Linked DNA regions of Homo sapiens: all the other regions are linked to region 3. The links are chromatin loops, found by intact Hi-C in ENCODE. Cell type or tissue: GM12878. All regions are shown on one strand. Links, peaks and the distances in the headings refer to the core of each region. The heading gives the core; the rest is flanking DNA.

Evidence for each region. A loop is a pair of places that touch in the nucleus more often than their neighbours do. Peaks named below come from ENCODE experiments on the same cell type or tissue, not always from the same donor. Only the 100,000 strongest peaks of a DNase experiment are listed, where the experiment ranks them.
Region 1: a loop joins it to region 3, with 5 times the contacts of the local background. A loop is called at or near these places in 22 of 110 quality-filtered maps.
Region 2: a loop joins it to region 3, with 4 times the contacts of the local background. A loop is called at or near these places in 11 of 110 quality-filtered maps.

Annotation. Positions count from the first base shown.
Region 1 is chr9:100,081,246-100,089,671 of GRCh38, reverse strand. All of the region lies in intron 1 of ERP44 (endoplasmic reticulum protein 44), which reads left to right. Among named protein-coding and RNA genes, the nearest start is that of ERP44, 14 kb to the left of the region's middle. RefSeq lists an enhancer at 5,631-5,710. In GM12878, for the core only: no CTCF peak of the experiment used is centred there; DNase peaks (open chromatin) are centred at 4,761, 5,381 and 6,080; H3K4me3 peaks cover 2,004 bases; H3K27ac peaks cover 3,489 bases.
Region 2 is chr9:100,432,962-100,441,387 of GRCh38, reverse strand. The region is part of intron 1 of MSANTD3 (Myb/SANT DNA binding domain containing 3); the gene reads right to left. Among named protein-coding and RNA genes, the nearest start is that of MSANTD3-TMEFF1, 4.7 kb to the left of the region's middle. In GM12878, for the core only: a CTCF peak has its summit at 3,335 (motif pointing right); a DNase peak (open chromatin) is centred at 3,336.
Region 3 is chr9:100,023,437-100,031,862 of GRCh38, reverse strand. All of the region lies in intron 4 of ERP44 (endoplasmic reticulum protein 44), which reads left to right. LOC105376176 (a long non-coding RNA gene) reads right to left here. Exons shown (of 3, transcript XR_001746547.2): 3 at 1-5,891. Among named protein-coding and RNA genes, the nearest start is that of ERP44, 71 kb to the left of the region's middle. In GM12878, for the core only: a CTCF peak has its summit at 3,554 (motif pointing left); a DNase peak (open chromatin) is centred at 3,522; H3K27ac peaks cover 1,317 bases.

The DNA of each region.
Region 1 (8,426 bases), core at 2,217-7,216, 57 kb before region 3:
CCATTTAAAGTCAAGAGCTTTCATCTTTTCACTTAAGGAAGCGCTTTATGGCTTCTCTTTGGCATATCTTTTTTTTTTTTTTTTTTTTTTTGAGATGGAGTCTCACTCTGTCACCCAGGCTGGAGTGCGGTGGCGTGATATTGGTTCACTGCAACCTCTGCCTCCTGGGTTCAAGCGATTCTTCTGCCTCAGCCTCCTGAGTAGCTGGGATTACAGGCACTCGCCACTACACCCAGCTAATTTTTGTATTTTTAGTAGATTTGGGGTTTTGCCATGCTGGCTTGGCTGGTCTCGAACTCCTGACCTAAGGTGATCCGCCTGCCTTGGCCCTCCAAAGTGCTGGGATTAACAGGCATGAGCCACCACGCCTGGCCTCTCTTTGGCATATCTTAATTGCCAGCATCACTACTCTTGTGCTTTGGAGCCATTATTAAGTAAAGTATGGGTTTTTGAACACAAGTATTGTGATTCCAGTACCACTACAGTTGATAAGGGGCGGGTTATGTCTGCAGTGGGAATATGCTGGACAAAAGGATGATTCACATCCCACCTAATTTGAAGCAAGATGGTATGAGACTTCATCACACTACTTAGAACTGCATGCAATTTAAAACTTATAAAGTGTTTATTTCTGGAATTTTCCATTTAATGTTTTCAGATCATGGTTGGATAAAGGGGACTAATGTAAAGACTGTGCTACATTTTTAAAGCATGTATCTTATTTGTTTCAGAAATCATCCAGTTTGTTTATTTGTACCTGTACTCTGGTTTTAGGATATCTTCTGGAATATTCGAAGTATTTCTTTCCCTTAATGATCGCTTGAATATATATAGACTAAAGAGAAAACTTTTAGAAGAATATTTAGTTTAGGGATCAGGGATTTGGGCCCAAATCTTGGATCTGCTACTCACCACCCTTCTTTCTTCTTAACATCTCTATTTTCCTATTAACTTCTGAGGAATAATACTGGTATTATGTCTGACTCCTAAGTGGTGGTGTTATTCCATGCTACTATTATGATTTTATGAAACAAAAAGTGGTGAAAGGTATCCCCTTTTCTCATTCTTAGATCTCAGTTTGTTGTACAATGCCTTATTATAGAGTAAATGCTTAATAACAATTTAAGTACTGTGGAAAAAGAAAAGGTAGGGCTTACGTGAGAAGGATCAGGAGTGTATTAGGGGAGTTGTAGTTTGTAAGCATCACGGGACAGGTGAGCCTTGAAGCAAGTGAGGGAGTTAGTCATTTGGATTTCCTGGAAGAAGAGCCTTCCAGGCAGGGCCGTTAGTCAGTGCAAAGCCCCTAATGTGGGAGTGTCCCAGGCATATTCAAGAAATAGCAAGGAGAGCAGCGTGATTGTCATATAGTGAATAAGATACAGCATATTAGAAGATGAAGTCATTTAGTTAAAACATATTTTGCAAAAGTGTACTTGCCCTTACTATGTATGTTGTTTACTGATAATTGTTTTTCTTTTTCTATTCTGTGCTTTATTTTATTTTTTAAAAATTGCTGATCTGACTCAGTAGGGAAGAACTTCCTAACTGGGTGGCTGATATTATTGATCTCTTCAGCCTTGCCCCATTTGCCTCTGTTGGGAGTAGCCTTTGTTGTTTTGATTCTCTGTTACAGGAGGGGTCCCAACTTGCAGTGTGAAAAATACTGTTGTAGTAACTTAAAATGTTAAACCAAAAGATTTCCTGACGTGTTTTTTGATTCCCGAAAGTGATAACACTTTCATGGTACAGAAAAGCATAATGAAGAAAAAAATGCGTACACTAACCACTGATAACATTTTAGTGTATTTCCTTTCGGTTTTATTCTGTGCATATGCGTATGGATTTTTAATAGTAATGTGTATATTTTGAACAATATAAGATTGGGCTCTTTTTGTTTAATCCTGATGTAGAGTGGTAGACTTCTGGTTCATAGAAATATAGAAAGAAAAGATACCACATGCTTAGATGTATTCTACCACTTGGAAATAACTCCTAGCTTGACCATGTAACTTCAAAAAGTTATTTAACCTTTCTGAGTTTCCATTTTCTCACATATCAGATAGAGATAAAGACCTCTCCTGCTTAGTTCTGGGGCAGCTAATGAGACTGAATGTGTCTGTAGTGCATTATAAGAAACTAAACTCTCCTGGTTTTTGCCACATAATAGGTGTTCAATAAATGTTAAGATGAGGGACTGAGTGAATGAATGAATGACTAAATAGATACCCTTTTTTTGAAACTTTCAAGTTGTCTGTCCAATGGTATTAAAATTGTGTGCACTGATGTAATGAGTTCACTTGACCAGCTTCCGGCCTTTGTGGTCTGTGGTCTTCTTATCCTAATAATTACATTGTCATTATGCCAACAAAAACAGCTTAAAAATGTGACTGTTAAGTGAATAAGTTATCAGCTTAGCTCTGTTTTATAACTGTATTTTAATTAGTGTTATACATAAATTTGTTATATTATTTTGAAAAAAGCTTATGGAGGGAGTTGTGTTTTGTCGTATAGTCCATTGGTTTTAGAATTAAAGGAGATTAGGGTTTGAATTCTGTTCTGCCATTAATTTGGACACGTCACTTAGCTTATTTGAATCTTATTCATTTAATAAATATTCTCCCTTTTACTGTATGCCAGAGACTGCAAAGTTTTTTTTTTTATTTATAAAATAGGGATAATGTAATTCCTACTTCACGTTCAGAGTTGCTATGATGATTTAAAGAGATAATATACATGTTTGTAAACTGTTGATAGAAGATACTGTTAGATTAAAATATTTGTGGATGCTTCAAACATGTGTTTGTTGTGTGGATTCTTTCCCCAGAAGGCTAGGTGTGCAATGTATTTCCCTTTCAGGGAGAGTTGATCAATTATGGAAGTAGTTCTATGGTCTGGATTTCTGGGGTAACTGAGAGTACTAGAAGGTAGAGTGACTTTGAAGCTGGAAAGACCTGCTTCATTCCTAGCTCCCTCTCTTTTTAGCTGTTGTGATAGTAGGCAAATTTCTTTATCTTTTTGAATATCAGTTTTTCTAAAAGTGGGAATAATAATTCTGCAAGATTGTGAGATTGAGATATAATGTATGTAAAGGACATTGTATGATGTCTGGCATGTAGGAGATACTTGTTTGTAAAGTAATAGTAGAGAAGGAAATGTTGTTAAGTGAATGGAGTCGTTGTGAAATGGAGAAAGCACCTTAGAAAAGGATAGTGCTTGTGCTGACCATCCTTCTGTGATTGTTATCTTTTGACTCTCTGAAATGAGTAAATGGGTGAGGCTTTTAATTTTAAAAGTCAAGTCTAGATATTAGTGGTTTCTTAAAGTATTTGTTAACTTGTCTCTTTCCTTTGGTAAGTTATGACATAGCCTTATCAAAATAGTGACAACTATAATTATGATTGATAGAAATAAAAATCTAACTTGATATGCATTTCAGCTTTTAATACAAAAGCAAATAAATTCCTGTAAGTGGTATAAATGAAAGTGAGGAAACATGCGTTATGCCCTGCTGTTTGAAAGGTATCATTTGCACTACATAGAAAAACATCGTTTCTATTACCTTGAACATTCAAAATCATTCAAAAAAGATTATCTCTGACTGTTGTAATTGACTAGGTATATGGAAAATGATGACAAATCTTTAGAAAAATATAATCTTTCTCTAGTTGAATTTAGTAAGGAAAGAGTAGATTATACTGCAGATTTCTCATTACTGAAAATATGAAAAAATAAAAATTCCGTTTAAGTGTGGAAGATTTTTTGTTTTGTTTTTGAGACAGAGTTTCGCTCTTGTTGCCCAGGCTAGAGTGCAATGGCATGATCTTGGCTCACTGCAACTTCTGCCTCCCAGGTTCAAGCAGTTCTCCTACCTCAGCCTCCCAAGTAGCTGAGATTACAGGCATGCGCCACCATGTCCAGCTAATTTTGTATTTTTAGTAGAGACGAGGTTTCACCATGTTGGCCAGGCTGGTCTCGAACTCCTGATCTCAGGTGATCCACCTGCCTCGGCCTCCCAAAGTGCTGGGATTACAGGCGTGAGCCACTGCACCCAGCCAGTGTGGAAGATTTCAAATTGGTAGTTATGCAGTTTCATTTGCTCCTGTAACCTTAACTTACGTACACCATAGTTATCATAGTTCTGTGGTCTGGAATATTGCTTCCATGGGGGTATAGTTTTTTTACACAAAAGCATATGTAGTATTTACTACTTTTAGTAAGTTTTGGCCCTTAAGCTAAATCTGTTTATAGACTTGATGAAACTGGGGATTTAACAAATCTATTTAAGTTTAGATACTGTAATGAAGGTATTTGGTGAGAACCTGTTGGCAGATAAGATTGATTATGATGGATATTTTAATTTGAGATAAAGAAAAGTTCATTATATGGTCTTGCTTTTCTGATCTCATTAATAGTTACACATATACCTACCATTGGAAAGATGGAGAGTTGGTTAAAAGAGGAGGGTAAATTGTATTTTCCATTCTACAACGATAAGTAAAATTATAAAGACTTCCTTGATACACACTAGTTATTGTCTTGAATAAAAAAGTGTTTTAAAATATATAATAACCGAGCCCTCAGTAAATTTTAATAGCTTTTAATTCTGAGAAGTATCCAATATCCTGTAGCAAAATAATCAGAGGGTTCTGTTTTTCTTCTTCATTTGTACCATGAGGCAAGATAAACCACCTGGCTAGTATGACTGAATTAGTTAATTGTGGTAAGGCTGTTGTGTTTGTTGCCTTAGCTTTTTGTGGTTGATGCCTTTCTTAGCTTACTTTATTTGGGGAATACCCCTTTCTACAGTAGTATCTAGTGTCTCTGGATTATCTTTAGCTCTTACTTCTAATGCAAAACGGATTGTGGTATTTAAGGAAATAAGCAGGGAGCTTTATCCATAGTTCCGTATGATACGATTTTCGGAGAGTCTGTCACTTATTTTTGAATATTACTTTGAAGTATTAGTTAATAAATATTCTGGAATATTGTAAAAATAGGATAAAAGATGTTTTCTTGGTATCTTTAAATGCACTTTTATTCAGGTTGTTTAAATGGTTTTTAGTTTAAAGAAGCAACAAGGGTGTCTTCAGGGCACAATTTCTTTTAAGAGAAATATGAACTCTTGTATTATTATCAGTTTATTAACCCATTGTCAGGTAATGAAGTAATTCATATCAGTCAGATATTTTAGGTAATTAAAACCAATACCATTAAAGCAAAACAAGTTTGGTTGGAAATCATTTAAAAGTATACACAGTCATCCTCTTTATGTTTAGGTTCTGAAATGGTGTTTGTTAATGCCCTTGTGCATAAGTCCAGAGTGGCACATTGTACAAGGGATGGCTAATTTTATCTGTTGGTGACAGGCAGAGTCAATGTGGTTTTGCTTGATTTGCATCTGTGAAAACTTTTAAGTTTGTAGTTAGAAAGATTATAAATAGAAGAGCGTGTTGTCTGACATACTGGAGGCTATCATACATGATTTAACTTTTTAAGTGACTGTGATGTATTCCCTAGGTTGGAGTAGCTTCCTAATTACAAATTATAATATCCTTTGGTAAGTCTTCTGTAAGACTCTGAGAGCATTTCCTACTGTTAACTACCTCATTCTTCCCTGTTAGGCTATTTTCTCTGGTTCTTTTATGCTCCAGTAGTTCCATCTGTCTGTCCGTCTGTCTTTCCCTCTGTATCTGACTGTTTTCTCTTGCTTTTTCACGGGGTGGAAAAGGGAAAAATATCTACATTTAAGGGACAGAAGACCGTAAGGAGATAAATGTGGATACTCTCTAATGTACTATCTTAGAGCTTTTCTCCCGTCCTATTGCATCTTGATAGCCAGTCATTTTAATTCATAACCACTATTCAATTTCACTTTTGCATCTCTATAGATTGGAGTAGCTAGGAGCCTGTTAGTGCTTTTATTAGTGCCTTGGGCAGTGTTACTTTCTTGATGCATTAGTCCTGGGTGTAAAAGGTAGTCAAACACGATTTCCAAATTTCCCATGCTAATTGGTAGAAGGTGTCTCATCTTCTGACAGCTATTTTCCCATTGACTGGAGCAAGGCATGTACTAGTGAAATTGAAGTAGATCTGTGACTGCACAGAAATTCTTTTCTCTCAAATAGTCTTCCCTTTCAGTTCTCAGTCACCTAGGTTTGAAGTCTTACACTTTTTGACTCATTGTACTTTCAACCCTTCTCATGGCTTTTTATTTTTTGCTGTAGCTGATATCAACCCCCCTATCTGGCTTTCAGTGGTCTATTTTATATACACCTTGCTTTTTTCCTTTAATAATGTATTTTGGAGGTCTTTCCATTAGTACATAGAGAATGTCCTTATTTTTATTTTCATAGTGGCATAGAATTCCATTGTATTGATGCATTGTAATTTATCCACTATCTAGTTGATGAATATTCAGGTTGTTTCCAATCTTTTGCTATTACAAATAATATTACAGTGAATAGCATTATATGTTCATCATCTTTGTTCACCTTTTTTTTTATTGGGATGTTGTCTTTTCCTTACCCATTTCCAGAGCTTTTTATAATTTAGGGAAATTCTTTTTATGTTTTCTCAGTTTCTTTTCTCTTTCTTTTGTTTATTCATTCTTTCTATTATTTGTTATGTGGTTTTGTGTAGTAAGTGTGCTTGTGTTTGTGGTTTCATCAATCTTTTATGGCTTTGGGTTATGATTCATAATTAGAAATTCCTTCTCCATTCCAAGATTTGAAAGTAATTCTCATGTATTTTCTTTGGCTACTTTTGTGGTTTCATTGGAAATATGTAAATCTTTATATTTATTTGAAATATATTCTCATGAGGATTTAGAGCATGCTTTTTAATATACAGTTAACCCCTTGAACAATATAGGTTTGAACTGCATGGATCTACTTATACGTGGATTTTTTTTTTTTTTCCTACAGTAGGCCCTCCATATCTGGCAAGTTTCACGTCCACAGCCAAATGCAGATCTAAAATACTGTATTCATAGAATGCGAAGCCTGAGGATGTGGAGGACCAATTTTTTGTATCTATGGGTTCCACAGGGCTAATTGTGGGTCCTGAGCATGCATGGATTTTGGTGGAGTGTCCTGGTACCAATCTCCTGTAGGTACCCATGGACGACTGTATATGTTTTTTCAGGTGGCTGCCTGTTGTTCCAAACCAGTTTATTGAAGTGCCTGTCTTTTCTCTCTGACTTGAGGTGTATAGCATGTCTTTATTTGGGGTTATTAGTGGACTTTATCTTCAGTTCCTTTTTTCTGCATATATATATATATATATTATTTTTTATATTTCACTCTAAGTTCTGGGATACATGTGCTGAATGTGCAGGTTTGTTACATAGGTATACATGTGCCATGGTGGTTTTCTGCTTATATTTTAGAATGGGCTTTTTTGGTTTAAAAAAACATTTTGGTATTTTATTCATTACATTGCATGTATATTTTAACTGAGGGAGGCTTGACTGCTCTATGATGTTTCCTGTTCATGAAGGTGGTGTATATTTCTACAAGCTCAAGTGTCCTTTTATGTCCTTTGGGATAATTTAAAAGTTTTTTTGCTTTTTTACATTTTTTTGTTTATTCCTAGATATTTGGTTCCTTTTTTGTTGCATTACAAATAGGCTTTTTTCCTCTTCTATTATATACTCTAGTTGTTTTGTGTGTGTGTATGTTATTAATTTTGTATATTAATCTTATACTCTGATACACAGTCTCTAACTGTTTGTGGTGTTATTTTAGTTAATTTGTTTTTGGTTGTCATGTATGCAGTTATGTGATTTGCAGTGAGTGGCAATTTTATCTCCTCCTTTCTCATTTTTATACCTACAACGTTTTTCCTAATTGCTTTGTCTTGTACTTCCAAAAATGTTAAATGAATGTTAAATAATGGTGTTCTTAATGACATTCCTGTCTTGTTCTAAATTTAGTAATAATGCCTTTAGTATTTCCCCAATAGACGTGATTATGGCTTTGGGCTGAGACAGATGTATATTTTTTCTGTTAAGTGACTAGCATTTTAAATCAGGAATGCTGTTGGACTTTGTCAAATACCTTTTTAGCATCTATTGAGATGATTATATCAGATTTAACATTAATAAATCTCACTTAGGTCATTTTTATTAATATTTATGGTTTTTTTTTTACTTGATCTGTCATTGAAATGAGAGAAGTAAATTAAAATTTATGTTACAGATTCATTTCTCTTTCTACTTGTATCTCCCATAATTTCTGCTTTACAGATGTTGCTGCTGTGCTATTTCGCATATAGATGTTTACAACTATTACACTGTCATTGTAAATTGTGCTGTTAGCTTTTGAAAGAGCCCTTTTCTTTTTGTCTTATTAAATGCTTTTTGGCCCCATTCCACTTTGTTTAGTAACTAAAGATGGGTATCCCCCAGCTTTTCCATTATTTGCATT
Region 2 (8,426 bases), core at 1,217-6,216, 410 kb before region 3:
TGCTGGGATTACAGGCGTGAGCCACCACGCCCGGCCTAGACTCTGATTTGTTAATTGATTTTTCTTTAATATTAGGGAACTGATTATTCCCCCAAATCATGTTAGCCAGTTTTAGAACTAAACAGCTTTCCAAAACTTTTGTCACAGCTGAGGACAAAAGAAGCCACCGTGTACTCAAATATAAAATATGATGTGGGAGGCTGAGGCAGGCGGACCACGAGGTCAGGAGTTCCAGACCAGCCTGACCAGCATGGTGAAACCCCATCTCTACTAAAAATACAAAAATTAGCTGGGCGTGGTGGCGTGCGCCTGTAATCCCAGCTAGTCAGGAGGCTGAGGCAGGAGAACTACTTGAACCCGGGAGGTGGAGGTTGCAGTGAGCCAAGATCGTGCCACTGCAATCCAGCCTGGGTGACAGAGTGAGACTCCATCTCAAAAAAAAAAAAAAAAAAAAAAGATGTACAGCCGGGCACAGTGGCTCACACCTGTAATCCCAGCACTTTGGGAGGCTGAGGTAGGTAAATTGCTTGAGCCCAGGAGTTCGAGACTAGCATGGGCAACAAGGCAAAACCCTGTCTCTAAAAAAAAAAAAAAAAAAAAAAAAAAAGGGAAGAAAAAGAAGAAAAAAAAATAGCCAGGTGTGGTGGCATGCACCTGTAATCCCAGCTACTTGGGAGGCTGAGGTAGGAGGACTGCTTGAGCCCAGGAGGTCGAGGCTACAGTGAGCCATGTTTGCACCACCGCACTCCAGCCTGGATGACAAAGGAGACACTGTCTCAAAAAAAAAAAAAAAAAAATTTGACGTTTTCATCACTCTGTGGCATGTACCTGGAGCAATGGCAACCTCAGTTTTTTCATCTTTAAAATGAGGGGTTGGAGTCTGTGATCCTTCAGGTATGCGGGCTGTTTTTTAAAATCCTAAGTAAACAATGTATGTAATTTCAGATGTGAAAGGGCCTAGGCACTTAAGAGACTGAGTCCAGTGTCCCTCTTTACATTCCTCAAGTCTCTTTCCAGCTGAGAGAAGAAAGGGTCAGAAAGGTGAAGTGGATTGCACAAGATCACAAAGATGGTGACATAGAAAGTCCAGAGCTTGGACTGCCCTAGGAGTCTGGTATTCTTAGAATCATTCCACAGCTGTTTCTCGGCCTCTTGCCTTGGGTCACTCCAAATGATTCAACCATGATTCCCATAAGTCACTTTGTCATCCTCTACAGTGCCGGGTCAGCATGTTTCACACAACAGGTGCTTAGTGAATGTCTTCTTCCAGTGAAGTGTATGAAACCTATGTGTGTTTTAGGACTGCACGCTATTCCCATATCTTTCAATCACAGAAAGCTTCCTATAAAATTAACCTCTCAAATATGTTACGGCAAAAATGTAGCTAAGCAACACTGACTGCGGCAATAAAGTAAGCATTATCGTTCCCCTAGTTGGGAAGGGCCTACGTATTCCCAGTCCTTCTTACATTCTCCAAGCCTCTGATTTCTCAGAGTAACAGGCATGCATCAAGATACTGATGAGGCAGTCCATTTAAAACTGACCAATCATGTCAAAAAATTAGGAACTGGGCAGGCGTAATGGCTCACACCTGTAATCCCAGGACTTTGGGAGGCTGAGGCGGGCGGATCACGAGGTCAGGAGATGGAGACCATCCTGGCTAACACAGTGAAACCCCGTCTCTACTAAAATTACAAAAAAAAAAAAAAAATTAGCTGGGAGTGGTGGCAGACGCCTGTAGTCCCAGCTATTCGGGAGGCTGAGGCAGGAGAATTGCTTGACCCCGGGGGGCGGAGCTTGCAGTGAGCTGAGATCGCGCCACTGCACTCCAGCCTGGATGACAGAGCAAGACTCTGTCTCGAAAAAAAAATTAAAAAAAAAAAAATTAGGAACCAACTTGAAAAGAGCCCCACAAGCCAAAAATGGAATAATTTGAAATCAAAGGTCATATGTACACAAGGATTCATTATTTTCTCAACCTTTGTTATGTTTTAAAATTCCATAATAAAAAATTAAGCAGGGGAGGCTGTGACTTTTAAGTTTACAGTACACTAATTTTGAATCACACTATTTCAAGCCGGCTACTCACGCACTATGCCTGGGAAGGGGTTTCTGTAGTTGTGAATGGCTGAAATCTGTTTGACTGAGGCTGGAGAGGACTGGGCCAGATCAGAGACCCTTCAAATTGACGCCAAGGAGTGTGGTCTTTACATGAGGGTGACAGAACCTGATCACGGTCTCTCACTACGCACTGCCTCATCCTAAAAGTTGTTATTAATAGAATGAAGTACGAGGGTAATCCGTATCTCCAAATACCAGGTACCCTGCTCTACATTCATACTGGACACATCAGGTATCAGACACTGGGAGGTTCGGACACATGTCAAAGGTGGTTTGGCCCTCAGATCCTGAGCAAAGCTAAATGAGCGGACATTTATCTTTGGGGATGTGTCCCTATAATGCTAAATTCCCATGCTTCTGTTTTGATCATGTTGCTCTAATATCCATACAATGATACCCAATCCAGGCTCCTTCTTCCTCAAAGGTCCCAAATTAATTTTTTACCTTCACCCATACTTTTATTCCCTATGAATCAATGTTCCCCAAACTGAAATTTATTAACATACACCCTGTACAATATCTCTCTTCTGTATTATCTCTATCTGCCAAGATGTCTATGTCCAGCTTAACTTTCTGTAGTTTTTGTTAGGAAATCAATAGGTACACTGCCTGTTCTTAAATTACACAGCTTACACAGCAGATTCTGATCCAATTCCCTAACCTCAATGTCTCTGCTCCAGATGTCAATATGCCAACTTTCCCCACTTCTAAGAATTGCTGCTGTAAGGATTAAGAACTCTGATTCACAAATGAAAAAAGGATTACTCCCCATTTTGTTGTTATATGTAATGCTCTTTTACATATACATTATATGTGTGTGTACACACACACACACACACTTTCTAAATAAATCTCTTTTTTCTATTTTAGTTCTTCAAGATAAATTCCTAGGACTTCTCCACCAAAAGATAAAAACACTTAAGACTTATGTTATATCCCCAACTTGTCCTTGTAAAATGTTGCACCAATTACATTTCTATTAACAGCACATGAGCATGTCCATCTCCCTATTTTGTTTTTTTATTCTGTGCCAACTGTGGAAGTAAAAAATGTCACTTCATTGATTAATGATATATGAATTTCAGCTCTGAGGTAAGTAAGCCACACTCTGAACAAAGGTCCTGTGATCCTTGGTGGGACTGAAATTACATGGAATTAATTCCAAGCAATGTAATTCTTCCTCAAGATGTGTGCAGTACCTCTAGCTGCCACTAGGTGGTGGTGGACTTGTGGGGAGTCTAAATTTCACAAAGGTTCTTGCCCTACATGTGGCCAGTTGAGTCTCAGAGTAATAATAATGATAGCAATAATATAATAGCAGATAACTTGTATTGAGCCCTTACTGTAGGCGTAACAAATGTTTAATATGCACAATATCATTTAACCCTCCCAAAAATAGCCTCTGAGAGCACAGTTTGTTATACTTCAATGTTTTCTGTTAAAAATACATATACATATGCATGTATATATAAATTTACATATATAAAGTACCAGAAGAAATTATACGACTGCTCTTAAAAGCAAATGCTCAGAATTACCAACACCTGGGGACCATTAATAGCCTATTAACTAAACTGTTATTTAATCACTAGCTAAGTAAATCCAAAGTTACCAATTTACTTTGCTTAATTTTGTAGAACAGCAGGCCTCACTGGGCCTTGCGGTTGCATTCTGCCTGGCTATAAAGGGATTCTGATACAAGGCAATGTACCCCAAAGGTTCCTTATGGATTTTCAACAGCCTTGTGAAATAGGCTGTTTATCTCCCTTAACCAATTACCATTCCCATTTCCCAGATAAGAAAACTGTGGCTCAGTAACTTACTCTGGTCACAAAATAGTAAGTGGTCTGACTTACTCCAATGCTCATGCTCCTCTCTGCTCTGCTTAGCTCTCTTGTTTCAGACCTAGTGATAGCCTCTATTCCCCTCCTCAAAGTATGGGCATTAACACTCTAATCATCAGCCGGGAAAGGGCCCAGGGTAGGGCAATTTAGGTGGAGTGTGTCTCCATCTGTTGGCTCTTCCCCCACTCATTTCCCTCCCTCCATCACCTCCTCTCGATTTCAAACTTAGGGCCCATAATCCTCCCACGTGTACCTTCCTCACTCTAACCAGAGCTCTGAAATAATTTCCGCCCTTGATCCAGTAAGACTGTATGTTTGGGCCAGGCATGGTGGTTCACACCTGTAATCCCAGCACTTTGGGAGGCCGAGGCAGGTGGATCACCTGAGGTCAGGAGTTCAAGACCAGCCTGGCCAATAAGGCGAAACCCCATCTCTACTAAAAATAAAAAAATTAGCCAGGCGTGGTAGCAGGTGCCTGTAATCCCAGCTACTCAGGAGGCTGAGGCAGGAGAATCATTTGAACCTGGGAGGCGGAGGTTGCAGTGAGCCAAAGTCGAGCCATTGCACTCCAGCCTGGGCAACAGAGTGAGACTCTGTCTCAAAAAGACTGTATGTTTGAAAGGTAACTGTGGAGATCTTTTGGAGCTTTAACATGGTCCATGCCTCCGGGGAATGCTGGCATTCCGCTTGAGCACAAAAACAAATACTTCCCAAAGAGGTCTCTCCAGCAAAGCTTATTAATGCTTATTAATAGAAACTTTGAGGCTAGAAAGGATACTCTTGTTTAAAACTATTCATCAATTGTCCATAATTGTTTATAAATGACAACATAAAAAGCGTTCCCTGCCGCATCAACTTTTATTAGGGATAGACTGGACTTCCCTGTCCCCAATTCTGCTCAGGAGCCATTATCTCTTGTGTCTGCTGTTCTGCTAGACAGTATATGATCCATTCTTATGCATGGTTGTAGGGCAACAAGCAGCCCAGTGACCCTCACAAAGTAGGCGCTCAGTAAACATTTCATAAATGCAGATATTTTGATATAGGCATAAAACAGCCCACCATGCACACAGCATCATACATGACAAAACAGTACACTAAAGGCTGCATTAGCTGGGTATGGTGGTGTGCCTGTAGTCCCAGCTCCTTGGGAGGCTGAGGCAGGGTGATCACTTGGGCCAAGGAGTTAGAGGCTACAGTGAGCTATGATTGTGCCTGTGAACAGTCACCCCACTTCAGCCTGGACAACACAGTGAGACCCCATCTCTTAATGAAAAAAAGCTGCATTAAAGTAGAAATGGTCAAATAAAATAGCAAAATCCAGATGCAACAGAAGTTCCCCTTGGGCTAGGCAAAGACCCATAGATAGGCCTAAATTAAAAGGCACAATTCCAACACCCATAGAAGAACAAGAAGGAAACAATTAGCACAATTTCCAAAACACTAACATTGACTAAACCACCAGAATACTGTAATGCATACATTTACTATCCAACTTAAAACAAAAATTCATCTGTTTATGGACTAAATGTCTGTGTCCTCCCAAGATCCATATGTTGAAGCCCTAATTCCCTAGTGGTTGTATTTGGGGACTGGGCATCTGAGGAAGCAATTAAGGTTAAATAAGGACATAAGTATGGGGCCCTGGTCCAGTGGGGTTAGTGCCTTGATAAGTAGAGACACCAGGAAGCTGGCGTGCCCTGCTACCCTCAATGGCTTACAAAGAGGAGGTCATGTAAGAACACAGCAAGATGGCACACAGCAAGATGGCCACCACCTACAAGCCAACAGAAGAGATCTCAGGATGAAATCTAACTTGCCAACACCTTGATCTTGGCCTTCTCAGCCTCTAGAACTGCAAGAATCCAATTTCTGTTGTTTCAACCACACAATCTGTGGTATTTTATTATGGTAGCCTGAGAAGACTAATATACCATCTAGTGATTTTTAAGTCCACCAAGGGTGAAACTAAGTCCTAAAGTTTGAGCAAAGACAGAGAAACTTGTCAAGATTTCACATCTCTTGCTCTTTGTGGAAAGGGGAGTTCTTTGAAGTTAATACTCAGAATGGGTACCATGACTGAAGAGCTATGGCACTGGAAAATCAGACTTCAGGACATTAATAGACTGCTGATCTTAAAGTGAGGTGAAATGAACCAAGACACTGGATGCAGAAAACCCGGGCTCAAATCCTGACTTTACCCCTCACCCAACCGTGTGACTTTGGGCAAGTCAATCAACCTCTAATGCTTCATCTGTGAAATGGAGTTACTCCCCCGCTATCCCGGCCCTGCCTCATTCCCTCTGCGCAAAAGTCCTGCAACGTGAATAAAGAAACACAGACTACAGCTTCAATCAATTTTAGTTCTTTCTACTCTTCCCACCCATATTAAACTGCTTCCAAAAGTAGAATAATACTGTGTGTGTGCGCACGTGTGTGTGTGTGTGTGTGTATGGTGTGTGTGTATATATAACAAGTTATTGGCTCTTTATTTCATACACACACAATTCAACAAATATGTAATGAACTCCTGCCAAAGGCTCAGCACTGTTCTAGAGTATGTGGGAGATACAAGGACAGGCTGAACCCTCCAGCCTAGAAAGAGCGCTGACATGCACAAACTGACAACTAAAATGAGAGGCACGCTGAAACAGACACCAGAAGAGAGGACAAAGCACCTTGAGCATGAAGAAGAGGGAAGAGGTTCACTTGCATTCTTCATGAACAAGAGGACATTTGAGCTAGATCTTTAAGAATGTATAGGATATGAATGGAGAGAGTTGAAGAAGATCATCAGATAAATAATTGATAAGAGAAGGCCTGGACTCTGAGTGGGGACAATGTTATTGGAAAGGAGGAAGTATACACCAAAGACTGTTTCTTTCTTTTTTGAGAGACAGAGTCTAGCTCTGTCGCCCAGGCTGGAGTAGAGTGGCGTGATCTCGGCTCACTGCAACCTCCGCCTCCTGGGTTCAAACAATACTCCTGCTTCAGCTTCCCAAGTAGCTAGGATTACAGGCACCCATCACCACACTCAGCTGATTTTTGTACTTTTAGAAAAGATGGGGTTTCACTCTATGTTGGCCAGGCTGATCTCAAACTCCTGACCTCAGGTGATCAGCCTGCCTCAGCCTCCCAGTGTTGGGATTAGGATTACAGGTGTGAGCCACCACACCCAGCCAAAGACTGTTTCAAAGGAAGAAATGAGCAGGATGTATATGTGTCCACAGTAGGGTAGGGGATCAACAGAAAGCAGAGGCAGGTAGGATATATGAGGATTAACCAAACACCTACTTTGTGCAGGCATCAGAGAGAATGGTATTCCTTAAGATCAAGGAGATCACAGACCTATGAGGACATCAGAGTCCCATGAAGACATAATGCACATGTATTGTGGGATAGGCTGGTGACGAGACAGTGTGATAAGCACAGTGACAGAGATGAGCCTAGGGACATACTCCAAAACTGGGGGGATCTAGAACAGGAACCTTAACTCCTACTTGAATAGACTGAAATTAGATTAGCTTGAGGACAAAGCAGGGCCACAACTCGGGAGGTAAAGACTTAACATATTCAGAAGTGGTGGGTGAACTGAAGGACACGTGGCAGCCCTCCCTACAAGCAAGGCCTGGAAAGTAATGGGCAATCCGTTTGCTCTAAAGAAAGGCTGTCTCCTACCCTAGTATCTTGCCTGTCTCCTGACTCAACATCTCAAAAATAACCTTTGTTTTAAACTACAAAGGACCTTGGCCAGGTGTGGTGATCACCATCTGTAATCACAGAACTTTGGGCCTAAGGCAGGAGGATTGCTTGAGCCCAGGGGTTCAAGACCAGCCTAGGCAACAATGGGAGAACTCCATTGCTATAAAAATTAAAATTAAAAGTACTAGCCAGGCAAGGTGGCATGTGCCTATAGCCCCAGCTACTAGGGTGGCTAAGACAGGAGAATCCCTTGAGCCCAGGAGGTTGAGGTTGCAGTGAGATATGATCATGCCACTGCATGCCAGCCAGGGTGACAGAGCAAGACCCTGTCTCCAAGAAAAAAAAGGTAGTATAATATAGAGGTTAAGGACATGGGCTTGGACCCATGGCCTCAAAGCCCAACCCTACCACTGCTTCTGAGAGTGGAGCTTTAGAAAAAGAAAAAATATAAATAAATTTAAAGAAGGACCTCAATCTAATCCTCTTACTTTACAGTTGAGGAAACTGAGGCTCAGAGCAAAACAGGGCTTCCCAAGGCCCTAGTAACAGAGAAGAGTCTGAAATCAAGGCTTCATCATTTGCTTTCCAACCCCTCTCCCACTTCAGAACCCCCTCACCATCAAGATGCCCTTTTTGCTAGGTACTCTCAAGCCTCCCCGACTGTACCATTTGAAAACTCCAGGGCACTGCTCTCAACTCTGTCATTCATTTTGTGACATTTGTCTTGGCACGTCTTCTTTACTTGCTGTCAATTCCTCG
Region 3 (8,426 bases), core at 1,576-6,575:
TTTGAGAGGAATCTTAGCTATTTCTAATTTCTAGGGTTTCATGAGGAAAACAGAGGTTTTTCCCAAAACAGGGTCTGTCGTGCCTCCTCTGTTTTTCCCAGGGAATCCCAGGCTGTTAGAGCTTGAATATCTGCTTTTAATTAAGCTAACTTTTAACCATAGCACTCTTAAAAAAAAACAGTTCTTTTAAATTTCTTATTATCTGACTTTAGCCAGGCCAAATGACCAGTATTTCTGGGTTTTGAACTTTACCAAAGGTAACCTCCAAGGTGCTCAGAGAAAGGAAAATTCAAGATGGTTCGTGGAGAGGGAGGGAGTCAACAAATGATAAAGGTCTTACAGATATCAAACCAGAAAGGACTTATTCCCTAAGCCAGGAATTGAACCCTCAACCTGTGCCACCATTGTGAAAAGACAAAGCCTTAGCTACTAAGCTACAGCATTGGACAGTTTCTATTGCTCTTCCCTGAAGGAGGCTAGAGCAGTCAGTTTTGAGCTTGCAAAGGCTTTTAATGGCTTAAGATAATTTTTTGAGCAAACTATGACATGGACCCCAAAACTCCTGTTCCCTGGATGGCAGAGACCAACAGAAAGTACTGACCCATTCTTACAAGGTCAAGCTCCCAAAGACATAGAACAAAATGAGAAGGAAACTTCAGCATTTTTTTTTTTCAGGTACTTGCAGCAAAGTCTGTAATTAACCAGTTTTCCAGGCTGGCTTGAACCTGGGCTTATGGGATCCTAAGCCCGTGTTCTGTCCATAAAGGTATTCTTCTTTATGACAGAGCAATGTAGAAAGACAAAGTTGCAGCACAAAGTACACCAGATTCGCTACAGTAGCCACTCTGCTTAGTATGCAATATGGAATTGGCAAGGTTCAAACTTGCCCTCAGATGGGCCCTGTCATCTTTAATCCAACCTCTGCTGTCATGTGGTCTCAGGGCACAGAGGATAGGAAAGGGAGAAAAGCATTCATTGCCTGCAGCAAGGTGGGGAAGGCAAGGTGCTCAGGGAGGCCAGAGAAAGACCTACTTATTGCAGTGACACTCAATCAAAAGTTCAGGCGGTCACTTGTCAGTTGCAAAGGGGTTTTCCAACAGTCTCACCAGCTTTCAAGTTTCCCCTTTTGGGGAGAAAAAAGGCTCTCCATGTCCAGTGATCCTGTACATGCCTAATCCTGTCACCCACAGCTGTCAGCGAAGAGTACAAGGCAGATTAATCCAAAGAGAATAGTGGTTAACTCCCCATAATGCCAAATCCATTCATAGCTGAGAGGAACTTTACTGAGTGGGGCCTCTAACTCCCTAAATTTTAGGAAGTATTCTAACCATCCTAAGCTGGGCCTTGAACCCAAGTTCCACCAGATGTCCTTGCCTTTTATTAAGAGGGGCCTTTAACCCACTCTTTTTTAGGAGACACTCTAACTCCCCTCAGTTGGGCCTCTAACCCAATCCCATCCTTTACCCGGATACCCCACTACTTACCCAGAGTTGGCCATTTGGTGCTGCAGTCTGTTTCCTTTTGGGTTGGGGGTTTCCTCAATATCGTCCCTCCATGGTTCACCAGGAGGATATTACCAGAAAGGAGTCCTGATCCAGACCCCTAGAGAAGATTCTTGGATCTCAAGAAAGAATTTGATGTGAATCCATAGAGTAAAGTGAAAGCAAGTTTATTAGGAAAGTAAGGGAATAAAAGAATGGCTACTCCATAGGCAGAGCAGCCCTGAGTTGTATTTTATTGTGTATATGTACCACATTTTCTTTTTTCTTTGTTTTTGAGACTGAGTCTCGCTCTGTTGCCAGGCTGGAGTGCAGTGGCATGATCTCGGCTTACTGCAACCTCTGCCTTCTGGGTTCAAGTGATTCTCCCGCCTCAGCCTCCTGAGTAGCTGGAACTACAGGTGCGCACCACCACGCCCGGCTAATTTTTGTATTTTTAGTAGAGACGGGGTTTCGCCATGTTGGCCAGGATGGTCTCAATCTCTTGACCTCATGATCTGCCCGCCTCGGTCTCCCAAAGTGCTGGGATTACAGGCATGAGCCACCGCACCCGGCCCCACATTTTCTTTATCCATTCATCTGTTGATGGCCACTTAGGTTGATTTCATATTTTGACTATTGTAAATAGTGCTGCAGTAAACACGGTGGTGCAGATATGTCCTTGCTATACTGATTTCCTTTTCTTTGGATAAATACACAGTAATGGAATTGCTAGATCATGTGGTAGTTCTATTTTTAGGTTTTGAGGAACCTCCATTTTGTCTTCCATAGTGGCTGTGCTACGTTACTGTCTCATCAACAACATGTGAATGTTTCCCTTTCTCCAAATCCTCTGCAGTATTAATTATTTTCACATTTTTGTTAATAGCCATTCTAACTGGGGTGAAATGATATCTCATTGTGGTTTCGATTTGTATGTAACCACATGATTAGTGAAACTGACAATTTTTTTTCACATGCTTTTTGGCCATTTGTATGTCTTTTGAGAAATGTTTGTTGAGATGCCATGTCCTTTTTAAAATAGGATTTTGTTGTCGTTGTTGTTGCTTGTATATTCTGGATGTTAATCCCTTATCAGATGATTAGTTTACAGATATTTCCACTAATTCTCAGGTTGCCTCTTCACTCTGTTGAGTGTTTCCCTTGCCCTACAGAAGCTTTTTAGTTTGATAAAATCCCATTTGTCTATTTTTGCTTTTTTTTTTGCCTGTGCATTTAAAGCAGTATCCATAAAAATCTTTGCACAGACCAATGTGCTAAAGCATTTCCCCTATGTTTTCTTCTACTGGTTTTATAGTTTCGGGTCTTAGATTTATGTCTTTAATCCATCTTGAGTTGATTTTTGTTTATGGTGAGAGATAGGGACACTTAGAATTTTTTTATACCTATTGTGAAAACTATTTTAGACTCAGAAATAGATTTTAAAAATTCTGTCATTATTGTGTGTGCCTTAAAAGGAAAATAAATTTGTTCAAGTTATTCTGAAACTAGAGTCTGACTCTTGTGCATCATTTCTCAACTGAGTCGAGTTTTTTGTTTTTGTTTTTGTTTTTTTACACAGTATTGGCCTCCATGCCATTAAGAGTATTGGTAATGCTCTACTCTCTCTAGGAATTTCTTCCAAGCTGCTAAAACCCATTCTGCAAGTATTGATGCTATCACTTTACTATTTGACTAACCTCAGAGTTTATTTTTTCTGAATTGAAATATATCTCTGCTAGTTAAGCAACTTTTCTTCAAAGTTACCAAAATATAAGCCAAAATGTTAATAGTGGTTTTCTCCAGTGGTGGTTGGAAGTGGTTCTTGTTTTCTTCTTTGTAACTGTCTGCTTTCCAAAATTTCGAAACACACATAGACACACATGTACACATGCATGTACATATGCACACAATTAAAACATGGCCTTGCTTCAACTTGCTTCACATCTTATCTTCTGCAGTCTTATCATTTGGGGAATTCAGGAGCGTAATTCATTATTCTCCTTGGTGGTCATGCTTGCTGCCTTGAATCTAGAAAGTCCCATCAGTCAGCCCCTGGTGGGACCAGGTTCTCTGCTGACCTCCAGTGGCCTTAGGCTGTATGGCACTAAGCAAGAGGCATTCATATGCTTGCTGGTCAGTGCAGAACAGACCCACACTTGTGTTTTTAGGAAAGTACTTTGTAATTGTCCTTGATTAGGTAGCACATGCACCCATATACCTGAGTTACTCTTACCTGTCTTCCAGTGCAACTCGAACCTTACTTATTGGAAATTGAGAAGCTTTTTATAGGAACTATATATAAATATCATAGTAAGAACAAGAAAATATGAAGTGAAGACTTTATGTGCATAGAACAGAATTTGGATGAGCAGTTAAGCCTGAGTTCTGAGTGAACTTCTAGGCTTTGCTTATTAGTTTTCTGTTGAGGTATTTTGTTTTGTTTTTTGGGGATGTTTGTCTTTTTGGGGTTTTTTTGTTTGTTTTGAGGGGTGCAGTTTGGGAATGGGAAGAAGTACATAGGCAGCAGTGGTCCTTCTCCTGGAACCAGAAGAACAATAAGACTTTCCTGTTGAAATGATCTGCCTCTTTGTATTTTCTGCCATGGATAACCATTGCAGGGAGAGACGTTGCTGAAACGAGTATGAGGCAATTTCCCCATTTGGAACCCTGCTGGGTATTAGTGAGGCAGGCAGGCAGGACCCATCAAGGAAAAGTAAGTGACCATTGGAGCAAAAATATATGCTAATTTTCCAATCAGTGAGCTGTTAACCTTCTGGGATTTATAATTCCTCTGACATCCATTTTAACATTTGATCTATCCAGTTAATTTTAAAAACCCATTTATTATACCCCTTAAGTCATTTTTTGTTATATTGTCAAAGTGTCACATTCTAATTATCTTAAAATCACTTTTGGCCAAAGCTTGTAAAATAAAAAAAAAAGCATTATGTCTGAGATTACTGATCAATGTAATTTTAAGGTTTTTGCTTCTTAATAATTAAACGCCACTGCATTATGCAGCATACCTGCTGCCAGGATGTTGTTTGAGAATGAAGCAAATGAATATCTAATCCCATAATAGTTTTCAAATATTTTAAATCTTTTTCTCTCTGTAACCAGAATTTTAAAGCAACCTAAAGATTGTAATGTTTGTTAATAGACTCTTGTGATTTTTGCCACAACTATTACAGTACTAGTCTCCCTGGTTCTCTACTACTTCCAGGTGAATTTTTTGAAAGCCCAGCTCTACAGCTCAGTGGCTGCTTATCACAACACTGGATAAAATTCAAACTCCATCAGCTTAGTGCTTAAGACCCTCTAGAGTCCGTCTCTAACCTTATTTATTCTACTCCTGGTTTATGCATACTTGCTGTTAGCACACTACTTTCTCATTGCGCCCCCTAATTCATCAAGTTTAGAAAGTTGAAAGCATTATATTGTCTCCTATAGTGCATCTTGCTGTCCATTTTCATACTGATACTTAGGACACAGGTGGAAAATATATGTTTTGTATTAGACTAGTTTCTTTGCTTCTGAGTCCATCTCATATCCTCTCTGCCAGATCCTTTGGGTATTAAAAAGTCTTAGGGTATTAAAAAAGATTACTTGACTTCTTGTTGACAAAGTAGGCACCAGCTAGGCTAGTTTACCTTTATTAACATTGAATATTGGACCTAAATGAAACCTACTAGGAATATTTTACTTTCACAGGGTTTCATATTATTGAATTTTAGTTTAAAACATTTTTATTATTACTGATTTTTTGCCAGTATGAAAGACAAAATGTTATCTGGGAGTTTTAATTTGTAACTTTCTGATTACAACTGAACATATGTAATAGTTTATTGGCAATCTGTGTTTCTTTCATAAACTGATAGCTTTAACTCACTTATCTTTTTGGTAGTCTTTTTTTAGTTCATTCTTTTTATATTCTGAATATTAATCAGTTGTCTCTAGTACATGTCACAAGTACCTTTCTTCCTGTCTGTCTTAAAAATTCGTGTTTTTCTTTTAATGTCTAGATGCTTCCTAATCTTTGTGGCTTCAAAATCTGGCAAATGTCTTGGCTGCATGTGGTCTTGATACAGGGTTGCAGGTCCTTTCCAAAGTAGACGTTGTCTCCTAAGTACCAGGAGGCCATAGGAGATTTTTCGTCTTTGTGACCCAACTCCCCAGGTTTGTATATCACCCCAGCACTCAGCAGATGTCCTCTGGAGACATTTCTCTTGCCTATGCAGGTATAATTCTCAGCCCTAAATCTGCAACTGCAGGCTTAATTTCCAAAACAAATTACACAGGAAACCTATAAGAAAGAAAATGGCTAGTGATCTTTGCTTACCTTAGGAATGGTTCTTCCTTTCCTGGAATGTCAGTTCCTTTAGTCTTCATTGTTTTCATGATTTCTGGTATCTTAAAAATATGATACAAAGTTTTTTCTAGTTGTTGCAGTAGGACCAACACATTTTTGCTTCCCACTACACCCTGCTTGAAAATGGAAATCCATTTGTAGATTCCCTTTTGGATTTTCTGTGAACTCAATAAAAACACCTGCAAGTAATGACATTTCTTCCTTTACAGTCTTTTATTATTATTATTATTTTGACCAAGAACTCCAAATCAGTATTATATAGAAGTGATAGCAGGCATCTTTTTTCTTTTTTGATCTCAGCATGAAAGCTGTTAGTATATCACCATTTCAGTTGTTTGTTATATCAGCTTTTAGTATATCACAAGTCAGTTGTTTATTTAAATATCCTTTTTTTCAATTAAGGAAGTTCTCTTCCTAGTTTGCTAAGAGTGTTTAAGCATGAATGAATATAGATTTTTATCAAATGTTTTTCTGCTTTTGAGAGATAACAAAATTTGTCTCTTTCATTCTGTCAGTGTTGTGATGTACATTAATTGGTTTTCAAATATTTATCTAAACTGAAGTGCTAGACTAAATCCAGCTTTATTGTGATGTATTATCCTTTGTATGTAGTGCTAAGTTTGTTAATATTTCTATTCAAGTTTTGCATCTATATTCTTGAGTAAGATTAACAAATACTTTTTTTTTCTCATAATTTTCTTGTCAGGATTCCCGTGAAGATTACGTTGACCTCAAAAACTAGTTGGGAAGTGTTCCCTGTTTTTGTATTCTCTGGAATAGTTTGTGTAAAATTGCCATTATTGGCTCCTTAAATGTTTGGTAGAATTTACTGGTGAAGATGTGTGGGAATGGAGTTTTCTTTGTGGAAAGGCTTTGAATTAGATTTGGGTTCTTTAATAATTGTAGGATTATTTTTTGAGATGGGGTCTTTCTATGTTTCCCAGTCTAGTCTTGAACTCCTGGGCTCGAGCAAACCTCCTGCCTCAATCTTACCATAGCCGGGGCTATGGGCATGTGTCACTGTACCTGGCAATAATTTTAGGACCATTTATATCTTCTGTTTCTTCTAGTGTCAGTTTTGATTAGTTATATTTTCATGGGAATTATGTGAATCATCAAACTTATTGGAATTAACTTACTGATAATAGCTATCAGTGGAAGGAGCTTAGAAGTATATTTTTTGAAAGAGAACAACATGAGGTCATACCAGTACTTCCAATTCAAATTATAGGGTTTTTACTTAATTACTCAGTTTTATATATGTTTTCCTTATGCTGAAAATCTTGATTCTTAATGGCATTAGCATGATTACTCATGTGCTTTATCTGTAATATATGTGTATGTATTTAATTTCAAAATAACAATGACAGTATTAAATTGTTTTAAAATTTCATTTTGTTTTAATGTTAAACATTTCCATGGTTCCAAAGTCAAAACTATAAAACCAAAGTATAGTCAGGGAATTCATCCCTGACCTCTCCATTTTCTCCCATTGGTGTTTTTTTTTTGTGGGTAGAGGAGAGACAACTATATAAGCAAACATATATAGACATGTAAATATGTGTGCATGTATATACATATGTATTTATATTTCTTCCCCAAGTTTCTTCTCCCTATTTCTTACACAAAATATTTGACCTGTACACACTCTTCTGCACCTGGCTTTTTTTTTTTTTTAACTTGTCTTGAAGATTGCTCCTTAGCAGCAAACAGAGATCTTTTTTATTTCTTTATATTACAGCCTAGTACTTCATTATATGGGTACCATACTTTATTCAGCCAGTCTCCTATTGATGGACATTTAGAGAAATAGTAACTTTGTTGTTGTTGTTGTTGTTGTTGTTGTTGTTGTTGTTGTTGAGTCAGGGTTTCACTCTGTCACCCAGTCTGGAGTGCACTGGCACGATCTTGGTTCACTGCAGCCTCCTCCTCCCAGGTTCAAGAGATTCTCGTGCCTCAGCCACCAGATAGCTGGGATTACAGGCATGTGCCACCATGCCTGGTTAATTTTTGTATTTTTAGTAGAGACAAGGTCTTGCCATGTTGGCCAGGCTGGTCTCAAACTCCTGACCTCAAGTGATCCACCCGCCTCATTCTCCCAAACTTCTGGGATTACAGGCATGAGCCCCTGGGCCTGGCCAAAATAGTAACTTTTAAAAAGGCATTTTCCATTCTCAAGACTACAACACTGTAGTGTAGGCCATTAGAACTATTTGATCTAATTTTTTAAAACTTTTTGTTTATACATCATGCAAAAATTCATTTTATGGCTAGGCACAGTGGCTCACAACTGTAATCCCAGCTTTGGGAGGCTGAGGCGGGAGGATTGCTTGAGCTCAGGAGTTCAAGACTGACCTGGGCAACATAGTGAGACCTCATCTCTACAAAAAATAATTAAAAATTAAAAAAATTTAAGATTAGCCAGGCATGGTGGCACACACCTGTTGTCCCAGCTACTCTGGAGGCTGAAGTGGGAGAATTGCTTACGTCTAGGAAGTTAAGGCCGTGGTGAGCTGTGATCGTGCCACTGTACTCCAGCCTGGGTGACAGAGCAAGACCCTGTCTTCAAAAAAAAA